Regions from separate parts of the Homo sapiens genome. Here region 2 is linked to region 1. A link is an interaction called in ENCODE POLR2A ChIA-PET data of the cell type or tissue named here. Cell type or tissue: PC-3. All regions are shown on one strand. Links, peaks and the distances in the headings refer to the core of each region. The heading gives the core; the rest is flanking DNA. Region 1 overlaps SEMA3F (semaphorin 3F). Region 2 holds the start of LSMEM2 (leucine rich single-pass membrane protein 2).

Evidence for each region. ChIA-PET counts read pairs that join two places held together with the same protein. Peaks named below come from ENCODE experiments on the same cell type or tissue, not always from the same donor. Only the 100,000 strongest peaks of a DNase experiment are listed, where the experiment ranks them.
Region 2: POLR2A ChIA-PET joins it to region 1 with 10 read pairs; 7 of 35 experiments call an interaction of 5 or more read pairs at or near these places.

The regions. Positions count from the first base shown.
Region 1 is chr3:50,174,269-50,185,031 of GRCh38, forward strand. It overlaps SEMA3F (semaphorin 3F), which reads left to right. Exons shown (of 19, transcript NM_004186.5): 5 at 1-82; 6 at 828-920; 7 at 2,500-2,593; 8 at 8,016-8,135; 9 at 8,376-8,515; 10 at 8,636-8,750; 11 at 8,918-8,987; 12 at 9,152-9,296; 13 at 10,324-10,546. Among named protein-coding and RNA genes, the nearest start is that of GNAT1, 12 kb to the right of the region's middle. In PC-3, for the core only: a CTCF peak has its summit at 1,125 (motif pointing left); no DNase peak of the experiment used is centred there.
Region 2 is chr3:50,271,269-50,282,031 of GRCh38, forward strand. SEMA3B (semaphorin 3B) reads left to right here. Exons shown (of 17, transcript NM_001290060.2): 6 at 93-212; 7 at 2,030-2,175; 8 at 2,267-2,378; 9 at 2,491-2,560; 10 at 2,645-2,789; 11 at 3,095-3,314; 12 at 3,575-3,666; 13 at 3,744-3,785; 14 at 4,034-4,191; 15 at 4,292-4,347; 16 at 4,437-4,576; 17 at 5,034-6,278. The coding sequence ends at 5,438. LSMEM2 (leucine rich single-pass membrane protein 2) reads left to right here and starts at 7,819. Exons shown (of 4, transcript NM_153215.3): 1 at 7,819-7,903. The coding sequence starts at 7,846. It overlaps MIR6872 (microRNA 6872), which reads left to right and starts at 1,968; the gene lies at 1,968-2,029. RefSeq lists enhancers at 1,907-2,106, 2,085-2,608. In PC-3, for the core only: CTCF peaks have their summits at 1,833 (motif pointing left), 2,034, 3,237 (motif pointing right) and 3,452; DNase peaks (open chromatin) are centred at 1,803 and 3,193; H3K4me3 peaks cover 578 bases.

The sequences.
Region 1 (10,763 bases), core at 890-8,889:
GAACCGAACACACCTGTATGTGTGCGGGACAGGTGCCTACAACCCCATGTGCACCTATGTGAACCGCGGACGCCGCGCCCAGGTAAGCCCCAGCCACCCTGGCCCTGTGCTGCCCCCGCTGGTGGCTGCATCCCAGGGTCCTGATGGGAGGAGGGGCTTCAGCCCCAGCCCTGCCACTTCCGAGCCTTTTGACCTTGGGTGAGTGACTTCTTTCACCTCGCTGAGCCTCAGTTTCTTCACTTGAAAATGGGGCTAACCGCTGCCTTTCTCACAGGTCGGTGTGAGGAGGAGGCAGTGAGCTAAAGCTCCCAAAGCTCCTAGCACTGTGCCTGGCACATAGTAAGCACTTGCTCCATATGTGGCAACAGCTCTCTTGGCTATGCCTGTGGACCGTGCCCCGACGGCCGAGCCAGAGGGCCTGGTGGGGGCCTTGCAATAGGAGGCTGGACCCCTGGGTCAGCTTCTACCATGTGGCCTGGGGGAGAGCTGCCTTCCACCCCCAGGGCCAGGGTTGTGGGGAGCTGCCCCTTCCCCAGCTCTGCCCCTTCCTGCCTGCTTCCACCCTTTTCCATTTCCATGTGGGCATGTGTGTGAGCTGGCGTGAACTTGTAGGGCATGTGTGAGAATGACTGGATCTGAGGGGCACCTGTGTGTGCAGGTGTGTGCCAAGCCTGTGTGTATGTATGTACACACGCATAGACGTGCTCTGGGGGGCCCACGTGTTCACGTGTGTTCCTGGCCTGTGTGGTGTTAGAGGCTGGCAGCCCGAGCCCGCTCCCCCAGCCCCTGCCACCCCCAGCTCTAACCCCTGTTCCTCGTCTTCTCAGGCCACACCATGGACCCAGACTCAGGCGGTCAGAGGCCGCGGCAGCAGAGCCACGGATGGTGCCCTCCGCCCGATGCCCACAGCCCCACGCCAGGTGGGCCTCATCCCTCCAGGCCTTTGCCAGGCAGCACTGCCTCTGAGCGGAACTCACCCTGGGCCTGCACCTGAGGCCAGCCTCCCCAGGGCCTCCCCTCTACCTCTGTGCCCACACCCTGTCCCCACCCCTTCCCCTGAAGAGCCCTCAGGCTCAGAAGGCATGCCCAGCTGGACTCATGTCAGCCTCAGTGTGACCCCTGCAGGCAAGAAATAATGAAGCCGCCAGGTGGGGAAGACAGGAGCCCTGGGGACAGCCATGCCTTAGCCCTCAGAAAGCATGTGTGTAGACACACAAGAGCACACACCGGTGTGGATGTGGGCCTTCCTCACTCAGCACCCAGAGTGGAAAGTGGCACATGAGTGCAGTCTGACACCTTACTCCCAGGTGTTCGTGCCCCATGCCTCCCATGAGTCATCTGTGGACACAGGTGTCCTGCACACTCATGTGCTTGGGGCGCTCTTCTCCCGTGTGGTATCTGTCCACTAGTGATGACCTGGGTCTGGGCTGGGAGAGCTGGGGCTGGGCAGGGGCGGGCAGGGGGGCAGGGGCTGCCGGTGAATGACAGAGCATGTTTGTGGTGGGGAGTGCAGAAATGCAGGATCGTGTGGATTCTGTGTGTGTGTGTCCATGGTGTGAGCAGGCGGTTCCGTGTGCTGGCGGTGATATGTTCAGAGCTGTGTGTGCACCCTTGTGTGTGCAGGAAGTCACGTGTGCAGTGTGTAGCTGGAAGTAGGCCTGTGTGCACCTTCCCATCGCCATCCTGCCACCTGCTGCCACCTCCTCCTGCCTCTGTTCCTCTCTCCTTGCCCCTTTCCTTCCCTCTGCCTGGCTTTCTCTTGTGGCCTCTGTGCTCACCCCTGTCCCAGTGCCTTTTCCAGCCTTCCTAGCATCTTGCAGGCTGGGCTGGGAGGCACAGGGGGCTTTGTGAATTCCATGTGGTCTGGGCTGGACTCCTTGACTCCTGGCTCCCTGGGGAGATGTGGAGCCTGGGGGCTGTGCTGAGGGACAGGAGAAAGGTCATGGCCCATTGGTCCATCCTGAGGACCACAGGTAGGACACAAAGCCTGAGGATACAGTAACCTTAGAGCTCTCTGGCCTGGCTAGACCTGATGGCAAAGGACAGGACCCCAGGCCCTTAACCAGTCACTCCTGCCCTGGCCAGGTCTGCAGCGCTTTCTTGACCCAAGACAGGCAGCCACAGCAAAGAGCTGTGCCTCTGTAGCCCAGGGGGCCTTGGCCAGTGTCTTTATGAGCCAGTTGGCATGGAGGGGCTTCAGCCCCTACAAGCCCACTCCATGTCCATCTCATAGCCCACAAGGCAGGGCCCCTTGAGACTTGGTCCCCAGGTCTTCCCTAAGACCTGGGACTAGGAAGCACCCCCCTTGGAGCCCACAGCATGGCCCTGCCCTGGGAGACCTGGCTGGATGGAGTTTAAGGCCAAGGAATGCTGGGGAGTGTAGGGGGTGGGCTCGGGGTATGCCTGGGGGCTCATTCTCACCCTGGGAGCCTGGTGACCCTTACACTTCCTGGCTGGGGGACTGGCCTGGACGATGCTGAGCCCCGCTCTGCCTTACAGGATTACATCTTCTACCTGGAGCCTGAGCGACTCGAGTCAGGGAAGGGCAAGTGTCCGTACGATCCCAAGCTGGACACAGCATCGGCCCTCATCAGTGAGTGCCCCCCAACCCCGCTCTACAGTCTCAATGTGTGGCCTCTGCCCCTGGAGATGGGGCATGGCACCAACACTTACCCAAGGGCAGAGACCATGACTAGGCTGTCCCTGAACTCCCCAAAAGGCCCCACCTGGCAAGGGGGAGAGGGTGCAGGCCAGACCCCACTGTGAGCTGAGGTCAGAGACTGGGTGGTAGAAGCCTCCGCCTGGCCCCTTTGGATGGGGGACCAAGGAAGCCAGGTCCTACCCTGAAACACACAATGTGGTCCATGCAAAGTCCAGAACCCTCCTGACCATAGGCTTCCTAGAAGAGAAGATAAGCCGAGTGCGTATCGGGGCTGGTCTGAGGGGCAGTCCCATAGCATGTTCTTGGTGTGTCTGAGAGGCTGGGAGAGCCCTGTAGCGAAGGACCAATGGAGAGTTCCGGCCCTGTGACCAGACGGGGAGAGCATGTTCCTGGTCTGGGTAGGTGTCTGGGAGGGTTGGGGGCTGTTCTCTGAGTAGGGGTCCTGCCGGGGTCTCAGGAGCAGCTGCTGCCCCTAACTGCAGGTTGGGTGAACCCATCACTGACCCTGGCTCATGCACGCTGCCTGTTTTCTGATTGTTCAACACAGTCTGCCTCTCAGAGCAGCTGTTGGGCACTGTGCCACCTCCAAGCCTGGGAAAGGCCCTGGGGTCAAGGGGCAGACATTATCCTCCCCCTCTTGGCAAGTGAGAAGGTCCCAGCCTGATGGCACAGCCCAAATCACTCTGATGAGGAAAGACAGGGCCTGCCCTGGGGGAGCCTCAGATGTGGTATGTTAGAGGCAAGTACATTATTAAATTTTCAGGAATTTTTTGAGCCAGTTGTTAAAGACAACTATTATTAAAAGTTAAGGCCAGGCTCAGTGGCTCACACCTATAATCCCAGCACTTTGGGAGGCTGAGGGGAGTGTATCATTTGAGGTCAGGAGTTTGAGACCAGCCTGGACAACATGGTGAAACCCTGTCTCTACTAAAAAATAAAAAATAAAAAACATTTTTTAAATTATATAAGTTTACGATTAAACATTAAAACAAAGGTAACAACAATAAAAAGTAACAAACACTCAAAACTAGCCGGGTGCGGTGGCTCACACCTATAATTCCAGCACTTTGGGAGACGGAGGCGGGCGGATCACCTGAGATCAGGAGCTCGAGACCACCCTGGCCAACATGGTGAAACCTTGTCTCTACTAAAAATACAAAAATTAGCCAGGCGTGGTGGCAGGTGCCTGTAATCCCAGCTACTAGGGAGGCTGAGGCAGGAGAATCACTTGAACCTGGGAGGTGGAGGTTGCAGTGAGCTGAGATCGTGCCACTGCACTCCAGCCTGGGCAACAGAGTGAGACTCCATTTCAAAAAAAAAGAAAAGACTTGAAAATTGAAATTGATCTATGGGCTGCAGAATGGATGTTGTGTTAGCAGGCATGAAAACAACATTTGTCTCCTTGCACACCTCCATCAGAGCTCTGATGGAGACCAAGACCAATAAGCAGTAATATTTTGAAAGGAATCTTTTTTTCTGAGCAGTGGGTTTAAAATATTCAGAAAACCGGCCAGGCACAGTGGCTCATGCCTGTAATCCTAGGACTTTGGGAGGCTGAGGCGGGTGGATCACTTGAGGTCAGGAGTTCGAGACCAGGCTGGCCAACATGGGTGAAACTCTGTCTCTACTAAAAATACAAAAATTAGCCAGGTGTGGTGGTGTGCACCTGTAATCCCAGCTACTTGGGAGGCTAAGGCAGAAGAATAGCTTGAACCTGGGAGGTGGAAGTTGCAGTGAGCTGAGATCGCACCACTGCACTCCAGCCTGGGCAACTGAGCGAGACTCTGGCTCAAAAAAAAAAAAAATCGGTAAACCATGCTGTAAGCAGATGTGCTGTCATTCAGGCTTTGTTGTTATTTATAGAGCTCAGGCAGAGTAGATTTTGCAAAATTCTTTTTCTTTTTTTTTTTTTTTTTTTTGAGATGGAGTCTCGCTCTGTCGCCCAGGCTGGAGTGCAGTGGTGTGATTTCAGCTCACTGCAAGTTCCGCCTCCCGGGTTCACGCCACTCTCCTGCCTCAGCCTCCTGAGTAGCTGGGACTACAGGCACCCGCCACCATACCCAGCTAATTTTTAGTAGAGACCGGGGTTTCACCGTGTTAGCCAGGATGGTCTCGATCTCCTGACCTCGTGATCCACCTGTCTTGGCCTCCCAAAGTGCTGGGATTACAGGCGTGAGCCACCACGCCCACCCCTATTTCACATAATTCTTAAGGGCCCTAGGGTTCTTGGAATGGTAAATGAGCACTGGCTTCAACTTAAAGTAACCAGCTGCATTAGCCCCTAATAAGAGAGTCTGACTGTCGTTCGAAGCTTTGAAGCCAGGAATTGATTTCTCCTTGATAGCCGTGAAAATCCTAGATGGCATGTTCTTCCACGAGAAGGCTGTTTCTTTCTTTCTTTTTTTTTTTTTTTGAGATGGAGTCTTGCCGTATTTCCCAGGCTGGAGTGCAGTGGCACCATCTTGGCTTACCACAACCCCTGCCTCCTGGGTTCAAGCGATTCTCCTGCCTCAGCCTCCCAAGTAGCTGGGATTACAGGCGCATGCCACCATGCCCGGCTAATTTTTGTATTATTAGTAGAGAAAGCGTCTCGCCATGTTGACCAGGCTGGTCTTGAACTCCTGACCTAAAGTGTTCCTCCCACCTCCGCCTCCCAAAATGCTGGGATAAGAGGTGTAAGCCACTGGCCCTGGCCAGAAGGCTGTTTTATCTGCATTGAAAATCGTGTTTAGTGTAGCTCCCTTCATCCATGATCTTATCTAAATCTTCTGGAAAACTTGCTGCAGCTTCTCCATCAGCACTTGCTACTTCACCTTGCATGTTTATGTTTTGGAGATGGCTGCTTTCCTTAAACCTCATGAACCAGCCTCCGCTGGTTTCAAACCTTTCTTCTCCAGCTTCCTCTCTTCTCTCAGCCTTCATAGAATTGAAGACAGTTAGGGCTTTGCTCTGGATTAGACTTTGGCTTAAAGGAATGTTGTGGCTGGTTTGATCTTCCACGTAAACCAGTAAAACTTTCACCATATCAGTGATAAGGCTGTTTCACTTTCTTATCATTTGTGTGTTTACTGGAATAGCCCTTCTAATTTCCTTCAAGAACTTTTCCTTTGCATTCACAACTTGGCTAACTAGTGCTAGCAGCCTAGTTTGGGACCTATCTCAGCTTTCAACATGCTTTCCGTACTAAGCTTAATCATTTCTAGCTTTTTTGTTTTTTTTTATTTGTTTGTTTATTTTTTGACAGAGTTACACTCTGTCCCCCAGGCTAGAGTGAAGTGGCATGATCTTGGCTCACTGCAACCTCCACCCCCCGACTCCCTGCTCCCCGGTTCAAGTGATTTTCCTGCCGCAGCCTCCCAAGTAGCTGGGATCATAGGCGCCCACCACCACCTCTGGCTAATTTTTATATTTTTAGTAGAAGTGGGTTATGCCATGTTGGCCAGGCTGGTCTCCTGACCTCAAGTGATCCCCTGCCTCAGCCTCCCAAAGTGCTAGGATTACAGGCATGAGCCACTGCACCTGGCCCATTTCTAGCTTTTGACTTAAAGTGAGAGATAATATGACTCTTCCTTTCACTTGAACACTTAGAGGCCATTGTGGGATTATTAATTGATCTAATTTTAATATTGCTGTGTCCCAGAGAATGGAGAGGCCCAAGAAGAGGGAGAGAGATGGGAGAATGGCCAGTAAGTGGAGCAGTCAGAACACACACAGCATTTATCGATTAAGTTCACTGTTTTATATGGGTGAGGTTCACGGTGCCCCGAAATAATTGCAATAGTAACATCAAAGATCACTGATCACAGATCACCATAACAGACAGTTTGAAATATTGCAAGAATCACCAAAATGTAGGCAAGGCGCGGTGGCTCATGCCTGTAATCCCAGCCCTTTGGGAGGCCGAGGCAGGTGGATCACCTGAGGTCAGGAGTTCGAGACCAGCCTGGCCAACATGGTGAAACCCCGTCTCTACTAAAAATACAAAAATTAGCCAGATGTAGTGGTGGGCACCTGTAGTCCCAGCTACTTGGGAGGCTGAGGCAAGAGAGTTGCTTGAGCCTGGGAGGTGGAGGTTGTAGTGAGCTGAGATGGTGCCACTGCACTCTAGCCTGGGTGACAGAGCAAGACTCCATCTCAAAAAAAAAAAAAAAGAAGAATTACCAAACTGTGACACAGACACAGAGACACAAAGTAAGCATATGCTGTTGAAAAAATGGTGCTAACAGACTTGCTTGACACAGGGTTGCCACAAACCTTCCTTCTGTAAAAAATGCAGTATTTGCAGTGCACAAAGCCCAGTAAACTGAGGTGTGCATATGCTTCCTAATTCTTTCACTACACTTTATTGTTAGCTATGCTCTTTTTTTGTTTTTTTGTGTTTTTTTTTTTTATTTTTGTTCCTGCTTTTTGAGACGGTTGTCTCACTGTGTCACCAGGCTGGAGTGCAGTGGTGCGATCTCGGCTCACTACAACTTCCGCCTCCCAGGTTTAAGGGATCTTCCTGCCTCAGCCTCCTGAGTAGCTGGGACTACATGCGTGCACCACCACGCTCAGCTAATTTTTTTGTATTTTTAGTAGAAACAGGGTTTCACCACATTGGCCAGGATGGTCTCGATCTCTTGACCTCATGATCTGCCAGCCTTGGCCTCCCAAAGTGCTGGGATTACAGGAGGCATAAGCCACCATGCCCGGCCTCTTTTTTTTTTTTTAAGATGGAGCCTTGCTCTGTTGCCCAGGCTGGAGTGCAGTGGCATGATCTCGCTCACTGCAACCTCCGCCTCCCTGGTTCAAGCAATTCTCCTGCCTCAGCCTCCCGTGTAGCTGGGATTACAGGCACCTGCCACCATGCCCAGAAAATTTCTGTATTTTAGTATAGGTAGGGTTTCACCATCTTGGCCAGGCTGGCTTCCAGCTCCTGCCCTCAAATGATCCACCCACCTGGGCCTCCCAAAGTGCTGGGATTATAGGCATGAGCCACTGCAGCTGGTCTATTAGCTATGCTCTTGAGGTGATTTACATTTGTTGTGTCTGTGGGGTAGAAATACTGTACAGTGGTGTTGGCAGCTCTTCCTGATTTTGCTTTCAGTGACCTCAGGTTGGTAGCTTGAAATTAGTTGTGGCAGGAGTATTCACACCACAGAAATGGGCTATTGCTACTAATCAGAGCTGATAGTTACTAATCCCAACCCTCCCAGAGCCAGTGGTGAAACACTGACCAGCACTCCACTGGAGATAGGATCATGCCCCAGGGAGCCTGAGCGGGGAGATAAGGCCCTGCCCTGGAAGTCATCTGAGCTGTGCCCTGGCCCTAGCAAACAGCAGCCCCCCAACTGACCCACTGGCCTACCCACAGATGAGGAGCTCTATGCTGGTGTGTACATCGATTTTATGGGCACTGATGCAGCCATCTTCCGCACACTTGGAAAGCAGACAGCCATGCGCACGGATCAGTACAACTCCCGGTGGCTGAACGGTAAGCGCAGCCCCAGGAGCCCTTCCGTGGCCATGTGTCTGGGATGCGGCAAGGAGGTCGTAAAGAAGCACATGTGGGGGAAGTGGGGACATGTTTAGCCTATGACTACCTGGGGCAGGGGTAGTTTCTTATCTGGAGAGGAGTTGGGGGTGTTCTTGCACCTGGCTGGGGATTCTGTTGGAGAACATCAGGGGCACCATCAGAGTAGGGGCTCACCCAGCTGACCCCTGCCACCTGCAGACCCGTCGTTCATCCATGCTGAGCTCATTCCTGACAGTGCGGAGCGCAATGATGATAAGCTTTACTTCTTCTTCCGTGAGCGGTCGGCAGAGGCGCCGCAGAGCCCCGCGGTGTACGCCCGCATCGGGCGCATTTGCCTGGTATGCATTGGCAGAGCCACCAGGCTGCCCCTTCCACCAGTTCTGGCTTCATCAGCCCTGCTCCAGCCAGGGCTTGGGGTCAAGAGCTGATCTGACCCGGCCTCTTGCCCCACCCCCCAGAACGATGACGGTGGTCACTGTTGCCTGGTCAACAAGTGGAGCACATTCCTGAAGGCGCGGCTCGTCTGCTCTGTCCCGGGCGAGGATGGCATTGAGACTCACTTTGATGAGCTCCGTGAGTGCCCAGCAGGCAGGCAGGGTGCTCTGGCTACAGCAAGAGGGATAGAGGCGGGATGGGCGATCAGGGTGCCTTTGGTGGGCCCCCTCCCCTGTGCAGGAGTGGGTGGGGCCCAGGGGCTCCCGCCCATGGCACCCTCCAACACCTTCTCCCTCTGTCCCCAGAGGACGTGTTTGTCCAGCAGACCCAGGACGTGAGGAACCCTGTCATTTACGCTGTCTTTACCTCCTCTGGGTGAGGCTGGGGTCAGGGCCAGCAGTGGCAGGGAGTGGCCCCGTTGGGGGATTGTAACTCGTGGAGAACCCCAGCCCGGTGGCGAGCTGTGGGGAGGGGGCAGTTTGGGGAGGGGCCCTAGGTGGAGGGTCTGTCCTGCTCAGCAGCGCCTGCCATGCCCACAGCTCCGTGTTCCGAGGCTCTGCCGTGTGTGTCTACTCCATGGCTGATATTCGCATGGTCTTCAACGGGCCCTTTGCCCACAAAGAGGGGCCCAACTACCAGTGGATGCCCTTCTCAGGGAAGATGCCCTACCCACGGCCGGGCACGGTAAGGACCCCACTCATCCTGCCTCTCCCCTTTCTCTTCTTCTAAGAGGCCTCTGGGTCAGGCTCTTTGCAACATGGGCCCCACCATCATGGCCCTCCCAGCCAGCGGAGGCGGTGAGCTGTAATGCACACACAGACGGGCCTTCACACACAGTGTCAAGCTGTGGAGGAGCCCAGATGGGATTCTGGGACAAAGATGGTGGGTTGGGCGTGGTCGGCTGCTCCTCAGAGGGTCCTCTGTGGGGCTGTTTGGGAGCTGAAGGTTGGGGGGAAGCGTCTTCCCTGCAGGTGCTGGAGGCAGGCTGGAGGTTGGCTCAGCTGAGGAACAGGAGGCAAAGAGCTGGGGAGGGGCAGGGCCAGGCCTCAGGCAGGGTCTCAGAGGTCACAGAGGCATGTCACTTTATCTTGATGTGACACCGGCTGATGTGGGAGCCTAAGCAGGAGAGCAGCGGATCTGGTCCAATGCAGTTCTGACTCCATGTAGTCAGGACTGGGCTGGAGAAGCTGGTCTCAGTGGGGGACAGGGGAAGCTTCCCTCCAGAGGTAACCTGGAGTCAGAAGGATGGGCCAGAGGTAAGCTGGCCATGACGGGGGGCAGGCTGAGCCCAGGTTCAGGGGACAGCTTCAGGAAGGAGGAGAGTGAGCCTGGTGTGTGACAAGGACGTCGGGGCCTGCAGTCCAGCTGTGCAGGAGGGAGACGGGTGAGACCCTAGGAACAACCAGAGAGGAAGGAGATGACAGGGGTGGGGAGGGGGACATGGAAGGGAGTGGTCCGCTTGGCCAAATGCTGCCACGAGGTCATGGCACCTGAGGCCAGGGAGGTGGCTGTGGCATTTGGCCACCTGGGACCTTGGCCAGAGCAGGACCTGTAGAGGTCAGGTGCAGGGCAGAAACTTGGAGAGCGGGTTTGGGGAGAGGAGCAGGTTGAGGTAGTGGGGACAGACAGTGCAGCGGCCTCTTCTGAAGCTAATGGCTCCAGCCTGCCCTGCCCAGGCAGCCTGGGACTGACACTCGCCACCTGTCCACAGTGCCCTGGTGGAACCTTCACGCCATCTATGAAGTCCACCAAGGATTATCCTGATGAGGTGATCAACTTCATGCGCAGCCACCCACTCATGTACCAGGCCGTGTACCCTCTGCAGCGGCGGCCCCTGGTAGTCCGCACAGGTGCTCCCTACCGCCTTACCACTATTGCCGTGGACCAGGTGGATGCAGCCGACGGGCGCTATGAGGTGCTTTTCCTGGGCACAGGTACCCACTGCTGCTCCCGGCCTCTCCCACGCTGGGCCCACCGGGTGCGGGGTGCAGATCCTTGGGGCTGGGGCTTGCCCTGCTAGGGCTTGCTGCAAGCTCATCAGAGTCACTTCTTCATCCTCATCCTTTGGTGCCTTCTCCCTATTGATGGGATAACAGAGGCTAGGGGTGAGAAAACCCCATTCCCACTTCCATCCCCAGGGGCCCAGGAGAA
Region 2 (10,763 bases), core at 1,702-9,701, 98 kb after region 1:
TCCCCCATAACCTCACTCACTCCCAGAGCTCCCCAGGCCCTCCTGCCCCAAGAGCCCTCCATTTGCCTGAGTGGCCCTTGCTCTGTCTGCAGGGGAGGAGCTATACTCAGGGGTGGCAGCAGACCTCATGGGACGAGACTTTACCATCTTTCGCAGCCTAGGGCAACGTCCAAGTCTCCGAACAGAGCCACACGACTCCCGCTGGCTCAATGGTGAGAGGCTGGTGGGGTTGGTGGGTAGAGGTCGTCACCCTCCCACAGGGCAGGTGCCAAGCAAGGCCCATAAAGTAAGTGAGCAGTGGGTGTGGCCAGGTCTTACCAAATACCCTCCTTAATCAGGCACTGGCGTCACAGAGACAGACAAGACAGGTATGACCGTGACCTCTTTGAGTTCACAGATCACATACATGATAAGATCAAGTCCAATGGCCTTGAGGCCAGAGAGAGACAAGGGAGGAAGGGAAAAGGAGACTGGGTGGCTGGAGGGGGTTGGGTAAAGGAAGCCGCTGTGCTGAGGGGAGTATGAGCTAATTCCCAAGCACAAGACAGCTAGCCAGCAAAATTTAGGGATGAGCATTCCAGGCAGAGGGAGCATTCCAGGCAGAGGGAGCAACTAGTGCAAAGGCCTGGATGCAAGAACAAGCAAAGGAATAGACTTGCAGAGCTAGCAATGAAAAGGGGGCCTGGACTGTCAGGGGCCAGAGTCATTTATTCTAAGAGTCATGGGGGCTGGGCACAATGGCTTGCACCTGTAATCCCAGCACTTTGGGAGGCTGAGGCAGACAGATTGCTTGAAGACAGGAGTTTCATACCAGCCTGGGCTACAAAGCAAGACAAAAAATAAAATAAAATTAGCTGGGGGCAGTGGCATGCACACACCTGTAGTCCTGGCTAGTCAGGAGGCTGAGATGGAAGGATCACTTGAGCCCAGGAGTTGGAGGCTGCAGTGAGCCATGATGCTGCCACTGCAGGACAGAGCAGACCCTGTCTCTAAATCAAATAAAAATTAAATAAGGGCTATGGGCTGGTGGGCACAGTGGCTCACACCTGTAATCTCAGCACTTTGGGAGGCGGAGGCAGGCAAATCGCTTGAGGCCAGGAGTTTGAGACTAGCCTGGCCAACATGGTGAAACCCTGTCTCTACTAAAAAATACAAAAATTGGCCGGGTGCAGTGGTGTGCACCTGTAATCCCAGCACTTTGGGAGGCTGAGGCGGGCGGATCACCTGAGTTCAGGCATTTGAGACCAGCCTGGCCAACATGGTGTAACCCCGTCTCTACTAAATATACAAAAATTAGTCCGGCATGATGGTGTGCATCTGTAATCCCAGCTACTCAGGAGGCTGAGGCAGGAGAATCGCTTGAACCTAGGAGGCGGAGGTTGCAGTGAATGGAGACTGTGCCACTGCATTCCAGCCTGGGCAATAGAGCGAGACTTCGTCTCAAAAAAAAAAAAAAAAGCCAGGTGTGGTGGTAGGCTCTGACTGTAATCTCAGCTACTTGGGAGGCTGAGGTTGCAGTGAGCCGAGATCGAGCACTCCAGCCTGGGCGACAGAGCGAGACTGTCTCAAAAAATAAATAAATAAACAAATAATAATAATAATAATAATAATAAAGAGCAATGGGACCCAGCAGAAGGATTTGAAGCAGGAGTGGGGAGCATCTGGTTATGCTAGAGAGGAAGATTCATGAGTGAAGGTGAAACCAGATTACCTCATCTCCCTCCTACCCCAGCCTAAGGTGCTGGGCGACGTGTGGGGCGAGATCGGAGGCTAGCCGGGCTTCACGCCTGCGCCCCCAGGTAGCCACGGTCTCTGCTGCCCCCTCGCGGCTGCTTCTTGCCTCGCAGGCCCTGATCCTTTGGATTCGGTCCGCGCAGAGCGCCAACTGGACATGGTGCTAGAGGTTGGGTGGTCAGACACTGTGATCCCGGGTGCTGTGCCCGCACTACGGGAAGGGGAAGCAGCGCGTGGGTCTCGCATCAGGAGGCAAGGCCAGGACCCGCTGACCCATGCCTCCTGCCGCGGTCAGAGCCCAAGTTTGTCAAGGTATTTTGGATCCCGGAGAGCGAGAACCCAGACGACGACAAAATCTACTTCTTCTTTCGTGAGACGGCGGTAGAGGCGGCGCCGGCACTGGGACGCCTGTCCGTGTCCCGCGTTGGCCAGATCTGCCGGGTGAGGAGTCCCTGGGCCACACCCGGCGACCCTGCCCCTACCCCTTTGCCTGCCCTGGTCTCGCCCTCATCCCCTTTGATCGTCCCGGCAGAACGACGTGGGCGGCCAGCGCAGCCTGGTCAACAAGTGGACGACGTTCCTGAAGGCGCGGCTGGTGTGCTCGGTGCCCGGCGTCGAGGGCGACACCCACTTCGATCAGCTCCGTGAGTGCGGGAGTGGGTATGGGGTTGGGGAGGGGGGCAGCGGCGCAGACTCCGGGAGCCCCCGCCGCAGCGGGGCTGTGCGCCCTACCCCAGCTAGGCCCCTTCCCCGCAGAGGATGTGTTTCTGTTGTCCTCGCGGGACCACCGGACCCCGCTGCTCTATGCCGTCTTCTCCACGTCCAGGTGAGGGGCAGGAGGTAGGGAGCGCCCGGGGCGGGCCGCTGGGCTCCACCCGGCCCCTCACCTCGCCCTGGTCTTCGCCTCCAGCAGCATCTTCCAGGGCTCTGCGGTGTGCGTGTACAGCATGAACGACGTGCGCCGGGCCTTCTTGGGACCCTTTGCACACAAGGAGGGGCCCATGCACCAGTGGGTGTCATACCAGGGTCGCGTCCCCTACCCGCGGCCAGGCATGGTTCGTAGCCCAGGGACTTCTGCTACAACCCACTTCAAAGCCTCAAGGGTTTGAGAACTTGGCCTGGGGTCTTCTTGGTGAATGTGGTTTCTTCCTTTAGTTATGGGTGGGAAAACGTTTCCATCATAAGACAAGGCTTGTTTCCCGCCTCTGACTTCCTAGGGCAAGGCTGATCTCCTCTCTAATTCTCAGGGCAGGGTTCTGTCCCCATCCCCCTCCATGTTCCCAGAGGCTGGGCATGGAGGGCTGCCTATCAAGCCCCCATATCTATATCCCTGCTGTGCCTCCCTTTCCCCCACCCCCAGTGCCCCAGCAAGACCTTTGGCACCTTCAGTTCCACCAAGGACTTCCCAGACGATGTCATCCAGTTTGCGCGGAACCACCCCCTCATGTACAACTCTGTCCTGCCCACTGGGGGGCGCCCTCTTTTCCTACAAGTTGGAGCCAATTACACCTTCACTCAAATTGCCGCGGACCGGGTTGCAGCCGCTGACGGACACTATGACGTCCTCTTCATTGGCACAGGTCAGGGTCCCTCCACAGCGACCCCCAGGCTCCCAGCCAGGCCCTGTGGGCTGCTGATGGAAGCTCTCCCTGTTCAGTCCCATCTCCACATCCTTTCCTGGGCTGTGTCTCCACCCTGTGGATGCTGCCCAACCCACACTCTTCCAGTCCACACTCTTCACAACCCAAACATGCTGAGGGTAGACGCCTCAAAGGCGAGGAGACACTAGCCCCAGCTGTCCGGGAGCACCAATGGTCATTACCCCTTCTCATCCCTGCAGACGTTGGCACGGTGCTGAAGGTGATCTCGGTCCCCAAGGGCAGTAGGCCCAGCGCAGAGGGGCTGCTCCTGGAGGAGCTGCACGTGTTTGAGGTGAGGCCTCACCCCCAGTCGCCCGGGACCCCCCCACCCCACTAAGCCCTGACCCCGTCGCCCCTCCTCCCTCTCAGGACTCGGCCGCTGTCACCAGCATGCAAATTTCTTCCAAGAGGGTGAGTGACCAGGATGGGGGTCGGGGTGGGATGGACTGAGCTTGTGCCTGGCGCGTCCCAAGCCTCTGGCCCCTTTTGGTAGTTTGCAGTCCCGGGTTTGAGTACAGGCTCTGGCTTTGTTAGACTGTGTGACCTGAGGCGTAAGACCTCAGTGTTCCCATCTGTCGAGTGGAAGAAGGGATCCCTGACCGATGGGAGGCAGGCGTGGGGTCGCCCTCGGTCAGCCCAGAGCCCCTCGTGCCCCCTAGCACCAGCTGTACGTAGCCTCGCGGAGCGCGGTGGCCCAGATCGCGTTGCACCGCTGCGCTGCCCACGGCCGCGTCTGCACCGAATGCTGTCTGGCGCGTGACCCCTACTGCGCCTGGGACGGGGTCGCGTGCACGCGCTTCCAGCCCAGTGCCAAGAGGTGGGCGGGGTCGGGGTTGGGCCGCCGGGAGGGAGGCGAAGGGTCTTTCACTGCCCGGGGCTGAAAGAAGGGCTCACAGAAGATCGGATGTTCCCCACAGGCGGTTCCGGCGGCAAGACGTAAGGAATGGCGACCCCAGCACGTTGTGCTCCGGAGGTGAGTGCCCCAGCTGCCCCTACCCTCAGCCCCAGAAGACGCCCCACCTGCCCTGCCTTGCCTAAATCTGACTTTCTTCTCGCCCCAAGACTCGTCTCGTCCCGCGCTGCTGGAACACAAGGTGTTCGGCGTGGAGGGCAGCAGCGCCTTTCTGGAGTGTGAGCCCCGCTCGCTGCAGGCGCGCGTGGAGTGGACTTTCCAGCGCGCAGGGGTGACAGCCCACACCCAGGTGAGCCTTACTCCGCCCTCCCCGCCAGGCTCCTGTCCCACCCCCTGCATCCAGGAGAGGCCCCGCCCTACCCAACGAAGCCCCGTCCAACCAGACCCACTCCCCGCCCTGTCCAGTTTGGTCCCTCACCTGCACTCCACAAGCTGCTGAGGCCCCATTGCGTCCAACGGGGCTCCCGACCCGCCTCCCCTGAATCAAGGAGAAGACCCGCCCTCGACCCTCCCATTAAGGTCCCTGACCACCCCCCACCAAGTTCATGTAAACCCCGCCTCTTTCGGATTCTCCCTTGAAGACCACCAGCTCCCAAACACTCAGCCTTAAAATGTGCGCCTGCGGGCACCCCTTTCCCGCTCCACCTCGGCTCCCAATGACTCTTTGCTTCTTCCGTCGCGTGCTAGGGCCCGGAAGCCCTGTTCCCGGCCCGACACCCCCGCCTCACGCTGCCCTCTGCCCGCAGGTGCTGGCAGAGGAGCGCACCGAGCGCACCGCCCGGGGACTACTGCTGCGCAGGCTGCGGCGCCGGGACTCGGGCGTGTACTTGTGCGCCGCCGTCGAGCAGGGCTTTACGCAACCGCTGCGTCGCCTGTCGCTGCACGTGTTGAGTGCTACGCAGGCCGAACGACTGGCGCGGGCCGAGGAGGCTGCGCCCGCCGCGCCGCCGGGCCCCAAACTCTGGTACCGGGACTTTCTGCAGCTGGTGGAGCCGGGCGGAGGTGGCAGCGCGAACTCCCTGCGCATGTGCCGCCCGCAGCCTGCGCTGCAGTCACTGCCCCTGGAGTCGCGGAGAAAGGGCCGTAACCGGAGGACCCACGCCCCTGAGCCTCGCGCTGAGCGGGGGCCGCGCAGCGCAACGCACTGGTGACCAGACTGTCCCCACGCCGGGAACCAAGCAGGAGACGACAGGCGAGAGAGGAGCCAGACAGACCCTGAAAAGAAGGACGGGTTGGGGCCGGGCACATTGGGGGTCACCGGCCGATGGAGACACCAACCGACAGGCCCTGGCTGAGGGCAGCTGCGCGGGCTTATTTATTAACAGGATAACCCTTGAATGTAGCAGCCCCGGGAGGGCGGCACAGGTCGGGCGCAGGATTCAGCCGGAGGGAAGGGACGGGGAAGCCGAGCTCCAGAGCAACGACCAGGGCCGAGGAGGTGCCTGGAGTGCCCACCCTGGGAGACAGACCCCACCTCCTTGGGTAGTGAGCAGTGAGCAGAAAGCTGTGAACAGGCTGGGCTGCTGGAGGTGGGGCGAGGCAGGCCGACTGTACTAAAGTAACGCAATAAACGCATTATCAGCCAAAGCTGGAATGGCCCCAGCAGAAAACCCCAGTCCTCGGCCTTGCTATGTGGTCTTGGGCACCTTACTAGCGGTGTCAGGGCCCGAGTTTCTCCTGTCCAAGGTTGCCTGGTGAGGATTAAAGGTGGTTCCGGCCAGGCGCGGTGGCTCACGCCTGTAATCCCAACACTTTCGGAGGCCCAGGCGGACGGATCACGAGGTCAGGAGATGGAAACCATCCCGGCTAACACGGTGAAACCCCGTCTGTACTAAAAATACAAAAAATTAGTCGGGCGTGGTGGCGGGCGCCTGTAATCCTAGCTACTCAGGAGGCTGAGGCAGGAGAATTGCTTGAACCTGGGAGGTGGAGGTTGCAATGAGCCTAGATCTCGCCGCTGCACTCCAGCCTGGGCGACAGAGCGAGACTCCAAAAAAAAAAAAAAAAAAAAAAAAAAAGGTGGTTCCGCGTGACTGAACAGGTTCTGTAGGGCCTTTGGGAATAGTGACACGCAGGGTACATTGTGCATAATATAACTTCAGGACTAAGTGCTAGGAAGAAAATAAAACTGGACCGGGCGCAGTGGCTCACGCCTGTAATCCCAGCATTTTGGGAGGCCGAAGCAGTCGGATCATGAAGTCAGGAGTTCAAGACCAGCCTGACCAACATGGTGAAACCCTGTCTCTACTAAAAATACAAAACTTAGGTGGGTGTGATGGCACGCGCCTTTAATCCCAGCTACTCAGGAGGCTGAGGTAAGATAATTGCTTGAACCAGGGAGGCAGAGGTTGCAGTGAGCCGAGATCGCCCCACTGCACTCCAGCCTGGGCAACAGAGCGAGACTCTGTCTCAAAGAAAAGAAAACTGGGTGATGTGGAAAAGAATGTACACAGAAGGCCTCACTGAAGGGGTGGCATTTGAGTTCGCTGACAAGACGGGGCTGGCCACAGGGCTATCTGGGAGCAGAGCATTCCAGGAGGGAACAGCCACCACCAAGCCCCTGAGGTGGTAACAAGCTTGTTGACTTTGAGGAACATCAGGGAGGCCAGTGTGAGACAACGGAGTGACAGGTTTGAGGTGTGTAGGAAGTAGAGCCCACAGTCTTGCTTTGCCCCCACTGGGAAGGAAGGGCACAGGGATCCAACCACAGAGGGAAAGCTGGAAGCTGGACCACCTCCTCCTTTCAAGGTAAGCAGTGATGCGCATCCTTACACAACCTTATGGGACCTGTCTGCCCTTGTGGAGATGGGAGCAGGGGAAGACCAAAACCGTGGATTGTGCTAAATGCTCCAGATGTTGTTCTCAGTGTACACTGCCAGGGAGGAGCCACTGTTATTCCGACTTTACACATGAGCAAACTGAGTTCAGAGAGGGGAGACCCTTTACCTAAGGTTGCAAGCTTAGTAACAAATGAACCAGCCTCCAACCTAGGTCCACCCACTGGCCAGCATGGGTGCTGTTGGTGTATCTGCCCACTTGTGAAGCTATCAGAGCCCTCATGGCATTGGGATTCAGTTGTCCATCACCCTCTATAAGACACACACAACAATAGCATTGTGTGCTAGCAGGTCATGCAGTGGAGGCTGCTGTGTTTGCTGGGAGGAGAGATGACTGGGCTGTGGGTAGGAGTCTGCAGGGGTAGAGGGGTGGCCAAATAGAGATGCACAGGCTTCCTTTGTCTGTCTTGGCTGCCACATGGGGCCTTGCTGAGCCTGGAGTGGCCATTCTGGATGTATGGGGGAGGTGTGCTTCCCCTTGAAGGTCCCTGGGCACCTGGACTAGTGGAGGCAGGCTCCTGGCTGGCTCCCTCACCAGGTAGATAGTTCAGGCTGGCCCACGTGGATCACTCTGCCCCTTCCCATGGCTGAGGGCTGCCCCCTCTAAATATAGCCCAGTGGGCTGAGCTCAGGCCTATTTTAGGCCAAGGCTGGGAGGCAGCCAGGCCTTCCCTGGGCTCACAAAGGAGCCACTGCTGCATTTGTCCAGTCCTGCTACTGGATGCCATCATTGGCCCCCGACTGCCCACTGCTTGCCATGCCTGAGGAGACCCAAGAAGGTAGGAGAGGGTGACCATGAGGGAGGGCAAGGCCTCAGTCCTGTGACCTTGTGGACCATGGAGAGACCCACCCTCTGTCCCACTGACCTCACTGTCTTGAGTAGTTAGTTACCCATTTTCATGCTCCAGCTCCAGTAAAAGGACCTGCCCCCTGTGCAGGGAGGAAAAGCCTGCCATGCCTGGAGCCCCTTGTCACCTCAGGCCCTGCTTCAGTTTCCCCTGCTGGGGACATCAAGGAGGGATGGGAGAAGCTACCCAGTTAGGAGTGGGTCAACTACAGGCTGTGCTCAGGTGGGTGTGGGCATCCGGTCAGCTGCCTGGCCGGTTCAGCTCTTAAGGAAGGAAGCTGGGATTGGGGTGGGTAGTGGTTCCAGAAAGCATTTGGGTACCTGTCCCATGGACTGAAAAGTAGTTAGGCCTCTGGCCTCCCCTGACTTGGGTCTAAATATCCCCAACTGCCTAGGGTTGGGGGTCCCTTGGCCTGGTCAGACAGAGACTCAGCTAGTCAAGAGCTTGGTGGCCACTCACCTAACTGCACCACTGCATATAAGAAGTACTGATGCTCAGAGGGGCCAGGGCAGCAGGAATCTAGGAAGCTACAGGTCCAGTACTGGCCAGGACGTAGGACTGTCTGCTCCATGGCTCCATGTTATGGCCCATGACAGAGCATGGCCCAGCTAGCAAGCTCCTCTTATCACATTTTCAACTTTTTTTTTTTTTTTGAGATGGAATCTCGCTCTGTCACCCAGGCCGGAGTACAGTGGCGTGATCTCGGCTCACTGCAACCTCCGCCTCCCAGATTCAAGCAATTCTCTGCCTCAGCCTCCCAAGTAGCTGGGATTACAGGCGCCTGCCACCATGCCTAGCTAATTTTTGTATTTTTAGTAGAGACGGGGGTTCACCATCTTGGCCAGGCTGGTCTTGAACTCCTGACCTCGTAAGCCACCCACCTCAGCCTCCCAAAGTGTTGGGATTACAGGGGTGAGCCACCGCGCCTGGCCTCAACTTTTTTTTTTTTTGTCACCCAGGCTGGAGTGCAGTGGTGCGGTCTCGGCTCACTGCAACCTCTGCCTCCCAGATTCAAGCTATTCTCCTGTCTCAGGCTCCCAAGTAGCTGGGATTACAGGCATGTGCTACCATGCCCGGCTAATTTTTGTATTTTTAGTAGAGACAAGGTTTCACCGTGTTGGCCAGGCTGGTCTCAAACTCCTGACCTCAGGTGATCCACCCACCTTGGCCTCCCAAATTGTTGGGATTACAGGCGTGAGCCACTGCCAACATTTTCAACATTGCAGGAGAGGGGCCTTGCCCCTGGTAGGGGGAAATGTTTACTTTCATGCATGTGTGTGTGTAGAGAAGGGTCTCCCTGGTCTTGAACTCCTGGCCTCAACCAATCCAATCCTCCCACCTTGGCCTTTCTTTTCTTTTTTTTTTTTTTTTGAGATGGAGTCTCGCTCTGTCGCCCAGGCTGGAGTGCAGTGGCGCGATCTCAGCTCACTGCAAGCTCCGCCTTCCGGGTTCACGCCATTCTCCTGCCTCAGCCTCCTGAGTAGCTGGGACTACAGGAGCCCGCCACTACGCCTGGCTAATTTTTTGTATTTTTAGTAGAGATGGGGTTTCACTGTGTTAGCCGGCATGGTCTCGATCTTCTGACCTCGTGATCCACCCACTTCGGCCTCCCAAAGTGCTGGGATTACAGGTGTGAGCTACCGCGCCCGGCCAGCCACCTTGGCCTTTCAAAGTGCTGGGATTAGAGGCATAAGCCACTGTGCCTACCCTCTTTTGGGATCTTAACAATAACATTTACTGTGTGTTTTTCCTGTAATAAACAATTCACATTCAATTTAGAAAGTGTGAGAAAAGCACAACAAAGTACAAAGAGGGAAATTTTTTTTTTTTTTTGAGACAGAGTCTTGCTCTGTCGCCCAGGCTGGAGTGCAGTGGCACGATCTTGGCTCATTGCAAGCTCTGCCTCCCGGGTTCATGCCATTCTCCTGCCTCAGCCTCCCGAGTAGCTGGGACTACAGGCGCCAGCCACCATGCCCAGCTAATTTTTGTTTTGAATTTTTTAGTAGAGACGGGGTTTCACTGTGTTAGCCAGGATGGTCTCGATCTCCTGACCTCGTGACCTGCCCACCTCGGCCTTCCAAAGTGCTGGGATTACAGGCATGGGCCACTGCGCCCGGCCCTTTTTTTTTTTTTTTTTTCTGAGACGGAGTCTTGCTCTGTCGCCCCGGGTGGAGTGCAGTGGCACGATCTCTGCTCACTGCAACCTCTGCCTCCCAGGTTCAAGTGATTCTCCTGTCTCAGCCTCCCAAGTAGCTGGGACTACAGGCGCCTGCCACCATACCTGGCTAATTTTTAAATATTTTTGGTAGAGACGGGGTTTCACCATATTGGCCAGGCTGGTCTCAAACTCCTGACCTTGTGATCCACTTGCCTTGGCCTCCCAAAGTGCTGGGATTATAGGTGTGAGCCACTGCGCCCGGCAGCAGGGAATTTTTTTTTTTTTTTTTTTTTTTTTGGAGATAGGGTCTCACTCTGTTGCCCAGGCTGGAGTACAATGGCATGATCACAGCTCACTGCAGCCTTGACTTCCTGGACTCAAGCAACCCTCCCACCTCAGCCTCCTGAGAAGCTGGGACCACAGAAGCATGCCACCACACCAAACTAATCTTTAATTACTTTTTTGTTTTTTGAGACGAGGTCTAGCTCTGTCGCCCAGGCTGGAGTGCAGTGGCTTGAGCTTGGATCACTGCAAGCTCCGCCTCCTGGGTTCAAGCTATTCTCCTGCCTTCAGCCTCCTGAGTAGCTGGGACTACAGGCGCCCATCACCATGCCCGGCTAATTTTTTGTATTT